Linked DNA regions of Homo sapiens: region 1 is linked to region 2. Evidence: chromatin contacts called from ENCODE Hi-C or POLR2A ChIA-PET data. All regions are on one chromosome and are shown on one strand. The core of a region is the stretch at or near the end of the contact, and the rest is flanking DNA. Distances in the headings are between cores, read along the strand shown.

The links. Hi-C counts contacts between places; a loop is a spot of excess contacts on that map. ChIA-PET counts read pairs that join two places held with the same protein, here RNA polymerase II (POLR2A). Pooled maps may share reads with other maps.
Region 1: a loop to region 2 is called in a pooled map, with 4 times the contacts of the local background. The contact joins the promoter of TAF12 here to the enhancer-like site in region 2. A Hi-C loop is called at or near these places in 1 of 50 pooled maps. POLR2A ChIA-PET finds 5 or more read pairs at or near these places in 2 of 52 experiments (OCI-LY7 and activated naive CD4-positive, alpha-beta T cell).

Annotation. Positions count from the first base shown.
Region 1 is chr1:28,641,507-28,644,959 of GRCh38, reverse strand. It overlaps TAF12 (TATA-box binding protein associated factor 12), which reads left to right and starts at 1,893. Exons shown (of 6, transcript NM_005644.4): 1 at 1,893-1,968. It overlaps TAF12-DT (TAF12 divergent transcript), which reads right to left and starts at 1,704. Exons shown (of 2, transcript NR_146730.1): 1 at 1,197-1,704. RefSeq lists a silencer at 49-343.
Region 2 is chr1:26,831,897-26,835,838 of GRCh38, reverse strand. ZDHHC18 (zDHHC palmitoyltransferase 18) reads right to left here. Exons shown (of 8, transcript NM_032283.3): 2 at 3,232-3,392. Among named protein-coding and RNA genes, the nearest start is that of ZDHHC18, 7.2 kb to the right of the region's middle. RefSeq lists an enhancer at 2,011-2,110. Within about 2 kb of position 2,143, at least 13 of the 41 ENCODE cell types and tissues checked have a DNase peak (open chromatin) inside an H3K27ac peak, as active enhancers do; they include OCI-LY7, where a contact is called at or near this core.

The DNA.
Region 1 (3,453 bases), core at 644-3,143, 1.8 Mb before region 2:
GTGCCACTGCACTCTAGCCCTGGTGACAGAGTGAGACCCTGTATCATTTAACAATCGCCATAATTTCACCGTTCTTCCAACACCTTCCCATTGCATACTGAATATAATCTCAAGTCCCCATCATAGTCTAGGCTAAAAGGTCCAGACTATAACAAACCCCTGCCTACCTCTCCAAACTCATTGTCTTTCCCGGTTACCAAAGCTCCAGCCACCTTGGCCATCTTGGTCCTTGAGTAAGTGTTTTCCTTACTGAAGACCATGGCTCAGGCCATCAGCCAGCTAGATAAGTCTGGCTTATTCCAGTATTCTCTTCTATCACCCTTTTGTGCAGTTGCTAATGGTCTGTTTCCCACTCTAGGTTGCAAACTTTCTAAGGACAGAGATCATCCGTCTTAGCCACCAGTTATGTACTCAGCACATAGCAAAAGGCTTGTCACACAATGAGACTCAAACACTTGTCAAATGAACGTATATACATTCAACCTGGGTCTTAAAAAAGATGTATAGGCATTCAACAACAAAAAGTGGTATGCCGGACCCTAAAAAGAATGGAGAGCAGTGGCAAGGAAATAAGGCTAGGAATACAGCTTAGAGCCCAATGTTCATGAGGACTTGAATCTGAGAATTTGGATTGGGTGGCAGTGTAGAGGGTGGACTGGGAACGTGGTAGGATGAGGATTAGGAAGATATAAAGACAGGGCAGGATGCCGCACCAATCTGGGCACCTCTTCCTAATTTCTATGTGGCTCACTCTGGCCTGTCACAGCTCTTTATACAATTTTTGGTGTGTTTGTGGGTTCTTCTCCATCTTACTGTGAACCTTACAGATGCTGGAATTGGGTCTTACTTGCATGCCTAACATTCCAGCATACAGTAAAAAATAACAGCTGTTCTCTTTTTTTTTTTTTTGAGACAGAGTCTCGCTCTGTCGCCCAGGCTGGAGTGCAGTGGCGCGATCTCGGCTCACTGCAACCTCCGCCCCTCCAGGTTTAAGCAGTTCTCTGCGTCAGCCTCCGGAGTAGCTGCGATTACAGGCGCATGCCACCACGCCCGGCTAATTTTTTGTATTTTTAGTAGAGACGGGGTTTCACCATCTTGGCCAGACTGGTCTTGAACTCTTGACCTCGTGATCCACCCTCCTCGGCCTCCCAAAGTGCTGGGATTACAGGCGTGAGCCACATAACAGCAGTTCTCACCAAGCATCTGACAGCCGAAAAACTGAAAGCATTAGAGAATGCTACAGGACAGGCTTTGGCTTAGTAGTGAGTTCTGAGTTCAAGCTGAGGCTCTGCACTTATTAGCTAGAACTTTGCTTAATCTCTCACAGGTCTCCTCTAAATGATTAAATGGCGTAACGGAGGTAAGCGGATTAGCACAATTCCCGGCAAACAGTAAGCACTCAATTGTTACTACTGAATTGCCAGTTCACAGGCACAACCAACCGATCTCTCTCATCTCCTGGTTCCTCTGTTGCCAACTTCCTCGTTGAGGTCCAACAGGATACCTGTGGGGTAATGTGTCCCAGATGATATCCCAGTCCTGACACCAAGACAAAGGCACCAACCAAAAATGGCGACCTCAAAGCCATCCGAGGGCGTCAATTACCCGTCATGCTACCGATAGATAAATAAGCAGCGTCGGGAAGAAAAGCTAGTGAAGGATTCTTAACGCCGGGTTGGAATACGCAGAGCTCGCTCATGCTGCCACTCAACCACAAGCAGTTAAAAGCGCAAGCTGCAGGGTGTACCTACACACAGCTCAATATCGCCACCACGTGTCGGAGGGCAGTCTGCGCCTGCGCAAGCGAGGCGCGCGCCCGCCGGCCGGAAGAGCCGCGCGTTTCCGGGTTGGAGGCGGGGAGCGGTGCCGGAAGTAGTCGGGGAGGGCCGCGCAGTCGGACCGGCTGCTGAGACGAACGCTTCACTGGGGCAGTCTCTGCATATCATGGGGAGATAGACGCTGCTGCCTGTGAGTCTTGGGCCCTGGCAGTTGAGGAACAAGAGCGGGAGGAGGGAGTCAGGACCCAGACCTACAGTGGGTCAGTGTTCGAAGGACCAGGTTGTGGACGAGACGGGGCTGTGAGGATTCAGGCTCTTGGGAAGGGACTGACTGAGAGGATCAGGCTCGGAGAAGACGCGGCTGTGGGGACCCGGGCTCTAAGACGGGACTTAGGGAACGGGGACGGATGCGAGTTCTCCGGCATCTGAGGGAAAGTGGTCTGAGAGGAGCAGGATTATGAGGACCCGCACTCCTACGAGGAAAGGGTCAGAAAGGAACGGGGCGTGAAGACACAGGCTCCGGAGAGGTAAAAGTGGAGCGGTGAGGACTTGGGCTCCTAAGAGGCAGAAGCGGGACAGTGAAGACCCGGGCTCCTAAGGATTCAGAAACGGGGCAGCGAAGACTTAGGTTCCTGAGGGGCAGAAGCAGACAGAGAAAACTTGAGTTTGGAAGGGAACAGAAGCGGGCAGTGAAGACTGGGGCTTCTTTGGGGACGGGATCCGGGCTTTGAGACTCCGAGTTCCTGAGTCTCGGAACAGGGCTGTGAGTACCCAAGCTCCTAAAAGCCTTGGATCTAAGGGACCATGGATATGAGATCAGCCTACAAAGTAAAGGGAAAGGGTTTGGAAAAGATTTAGTGATCCATTTTTTCACAGTATTCCCTGAACCCAGAGAGATAAAGGACGTATTCAGGGGAAGACAACTTCTCCTTCGCACTGCCTACTTGGCTCTTGGCAAGCTTTTCTTGTGTCAGATACTCAATCTAGGAAGCCCATATGCAAACATCTTCATTTTCTGCTTCATTCTTGGGAATCAGATGTGAAGTTGAAAACAGTTGGAACTCAGTTATGTACTTGATAAGTGCTTTAAATCCCATTCCACTCAACCCTGAATGAGCACAGATCTCTGCATCTCAAATAAAAGAATGTCAGTGATGGAAGAGTCCCAAAAGATCATCTTTTAAAAACTCCTATTTTACATTTAAGAAGGCTAAGGTTCAAAGAGGCTTAGGATTACAGTGAGGCAATGGTTAGTTAGATCATAATTTTAATACAGTACCCTTCTGTGCGTAGCAAATGAGATGCTTGGTTAATGTTCCTTAAATGCTTCTAGAATCTTTGCTTTATCTTCAAACTCAGGAGGGAATTTTTTTTTTTTTTTTTTTTTTGAGACAGGTTCTCTCTCTGTCGCCCAGTCTGAAGTGCAGCGGCTCAGTCTTGGCCCCGTGCACCTCCAACCTCCTAGGCTCAAGCAGTCTTCCCACCTATACCTCCTGAGTAGCTGGAACTACGGGCGTGTGCCACCACGCCCTGCTAATTTTTAAATTTTTTGTAGAAACAGGGTCTCACTATATTGCCCAGGCTGGTCTCAAACTCCTAAGCTCAAGTGATCCTCCCACCTTGGCCTCCCAAAGTGCTGGGATTACAGGCATGAGTCACCTCACCCCCCTTGCAG
Region 2 (3,942 bases), core at 894-3,393:
TAGGACCAGGTAATCAGTTCATGCTCACATGAACAGCACCACCTGCCTCAGAGACAGCTCCCAACCTTCTGGAAAAGGTTCAGTGATCTTAGTCCTGATCATTTTCGGGGAAATATGTTTTTGGTTTTTTTTGTTTTTTGAGACGGAGTCTTGCTCTGTCACCAGGCTGGAGTGCAATGGCGCAACCTTGGCTCACTGCAACCTCCGACTCCCTGGTTCAAGCGATTATTCTGCCTCAGCCTCCTGAGTAGCTGGGATTACAGGCACACGCCACCATGCCCAGCTAATTTTTGTATTTTTACTAGAGACAGGGTTTCACCATGTTGGCCAGGATGGTCTCAATCTCCTGACCTTGTGATCCGCCCGCCTCGGCCTCCCAAAGTGCTGGGATTACAGGCGTGAGCCACTGTGCCAGCCCTGGGAAATATGTTTTACTTTAATTAGTTAGAAGTCTCCTGGTCACACCCAAAAATTTGGCTTCTATTCAAGTTTGAGAATTCAAAGGCCTCCAAAATGCCACTTTTGCACTTTGCACCTGTTCGCCAAGAAAAGTCTTAGGGACATTCAGCGCCCTACAAGATTGATTCCACCCCATCCTTCCAACTGGAATATCTCTAATATCCCTAACTATCTGAAGTGCTCCTCATATTCTAGCCAACGTGGCCTGCTCAGTGGCCCGTTCCCATCCCTCCTCCTTCCCTCTGCCACTCTCTCTTCCCTCAGCTTTGTCTGCCTGAAGGGCTGCCTCCGCACAGCTCCTGTGCTTGAATTCCACCCAAACTTAAAGACTTAGCTCAAGCATCACTTCTCCAGGAAGCTTCTCCAGTCCCCCAGGCAGAAGATGCTCCTGACTCCTCTGACCCTCTTCTAAAGCCTGATCTCACTGGCAGTGGCTGGTCAGGGCTCCCACCTGGGGCCAACTTGTCTGGAACCCATGAGAGTAAGCTCCTATCAGATTCATTGTTGGCCCCCACCTGCCTTCACTCTGCTGTCAGGGGTCAGCATATAGAATTAACACACAAATGAACAAACCCATGATGCCCAACTGGGAGATGTCCTGACTGTTTCCTCACCTGTCACCCTGACAGAGCAAGGAGGGCCTTCACAGAAGCTCACCTATTCTTCAGTCATTCATTTACTCATTTAGCCAACGTCACTGAGCCTTCTACATGGCGACAAGGTGAACAAGATGCTGGAATTCCATGCCCTCACAGGCCAGCAGAAAGGATGATTTTGTAATGACCACCGTTGCAGCACAGGTTCAGAGAAGGAAGGAGAAGGTGCTCTGGGAATGTGCAATGGAAGGCCTGGCCCAACTGGGGTCAAGAAGGCTTCCCAGAGCACAGGAAACAAGTGGAGAAGAGGATGAAGGAGATGTGTCCCTGCTGCCATCTCAGAAGAGAAAGCAAGGGGTTTGGGAGTGAAAGGCACACACTCTGTCTCTGCTTCTTTATCCTGGCCCTGTGATCACCTGCCTCCGTTTCTCCATCAGTACAATTGGTTAACAGGGTCGCCCTCACTGGGCTGTTGTGAAGATTTGTGGGGATAATAGATGGAAAGCACTCAGCACACGGCCAAGCTCTTTCCAAGAAGGGGATTACTGCTGTCACTGTGATCCACGCAGCTCACAGGAGGCCGAGGATTCCAGGCAGCCAGACCTCTGGGTCCGGCTGAGCTGGACAATAATCCTGCCTCATGATTAGCCCTGACCAGAAGGGGAGGAAGAACGGGGCACAGCTGGGCCTCCCCAGCTGCCAGGTGGGCCAGCCCAGGTCAGACCGTGGGATCCTGAAGGAGTGGCCAGGGACCCAGAGTTTGAAGGGGTAGGACGCTGGATGTAGGTGAGAGGAGGTGGCCCTCGCAGGCGTGGCTGAGGATGGGGCTGGGCAGAGGAATGAGACAAAGAGCAGACAGAGCCCAGAGAACATCCTCTCCAGCTGCTCGCCCTCCCTCCCTCCCTGCTGCACAGAGTATTAGTGAAATGATTTCTAGCGATGGATGCAGCAGGGCTCTGACATTTACAGGCCACTAGATGTCTTCAGGGCCAGCTGGGTGTTTAAAAGCCTGTGTGAACACCATGCTGTTAGGGGAAGGAGCTAACCACGGACCGGAAACCCCCGAGGTGTGCAAGTAGCCACGTCACTTCTCAGCAGGAAGAGCTGGGGTGCAGCAAGCTGAGATTAGGGACCTGGCCCAGTACCCCGCCACCCCGGAACCCACACAGCAGTCTGAAAGGAATCAAGGGCCACCTGGGCTGCCTGGGAGCACAGGGTCTTTCCAGCCACTGCCGTTCCTCACACACGCCCAGGCTGTTTGCCACTCTGGGCTTTGGCCTTACTTTTCCCAGATCCCCGTATTTCTACCACACTCATCTCCAGTGCCGCCTCCTCCTAGAGGTCTCCCCTGACCACCTGACCTAAACTAGCCCACTCCCCAACACCTACTGGGCTCTTCCCTAGATAACCCCACCGTCAAGCCCTCATCTGTTCAGGCCGGTGCTTCTTTGCTCAGATGTCACCTCCTTCACAAGATGTTCCCTGGCCACCCTATGTAAAATCACACACCCTCCCTGTAGCCTTCATCCTCCTTCCCTCCTTTCTTCTCTGTCTGATATCCTAGATATTTAATTATTTGTTATTTATTGTCTCTTTCCTCCTCCTCAACTGTCAAGCTCCATGAGGACAGGGACTATTGTCAGTTTTGTTCACTGCTGTATCACATCTAGAAAAGTGCCTGGCACATAGTAGGGGGTCAATAAATGTTTGATGAGTGAATGAATAAGTGTATATGAATGTTTAAGAGCAGGTGCTCTAGACTGAGGTCTCATCTCAGCTCTTCTACTTACTTTGTGATCTTGGACCCTCTTTTGCCTTGATTTAATTAATCAGTAAAAGGAGAATGACAACAGTACCTACCTCATAGGATTACTGGGGGATTAAATAAGATCATGCATATAAAGAGCTTAAAACAGTGCCTAGCCCCCAGGAACTACTCAGCTCCACGCTGGCTGCCATCGGGGCCTTTGCTGGCTGGCCAGCATTTCTTGCTTACTTATTTGCTCACTTGTTGATCATCTGTCTCCCTCTGTGCCAGTGTCAGCTCCAGCCTGCCTTGCTCACGACTGCATCCCCAGTTCCTAGTATAGTTTTGGAAGAGAAAACCAGGCCTCCTCCCAAGTCAGGGAATGTGGAGCTATGGAGACCCAGCTTCAGCTGGGAGTAGAAACCTCACCGATCTGTTTCTCCAGGGCGGCTGCTTCACAGACAGTGGCCCGGGGCAGGATCCCAGGGTCGGTGAAGCTTGTCTGCAGCAGGCAGCTCATGACGAAGAAGAAGAGGATGGCAGCGATGATGGGGATGGCAAGGGTCAGCTTGCGAGCCAGGTAGGGACAGCTAGAACGAGAGATGGAGAGAGATCAGCAGACACCCCAAGGGCTCCCTGCGGCACAGGGCTACAGCACGTGGCAGGCGCTGTCATTCCAACAACCACCACCAAAATCTTGAATACAGCCTCGCTCTGAGGCAGAGGCACAGCTCCTTGATGAGTGCAGCCACTCCCCAATAAGTACCGGGAACAGACATCACTAATTGATCCTTGTGATATACTTTCCTCCAGAGCACATGGCAGATGTGTCCAATAGATCCCAGCACTCCTAACCTCTGCATCCAGAGAATCCCTCTACACACAGAGCTTCAGGCAGACACTAGTGGACTGTCACCTGAGACAAACCATCCTGCAGTGTTCATTCACTCATTCATTCACTCACTCAGTCCACAAATATTTACTGAGGTCTTCTCTGTGGCAGGCAACACCTTCAATAAGCAGCAGGAATAATGACGACGGATAAGACAAGAGTCCCTCCCCCTTGTGGCTTATGGTCTAGTGGGGAAAACAAGACATGTAAACAGGGAATTGCCACACAGGGTGATGTGTGCTCTAGTG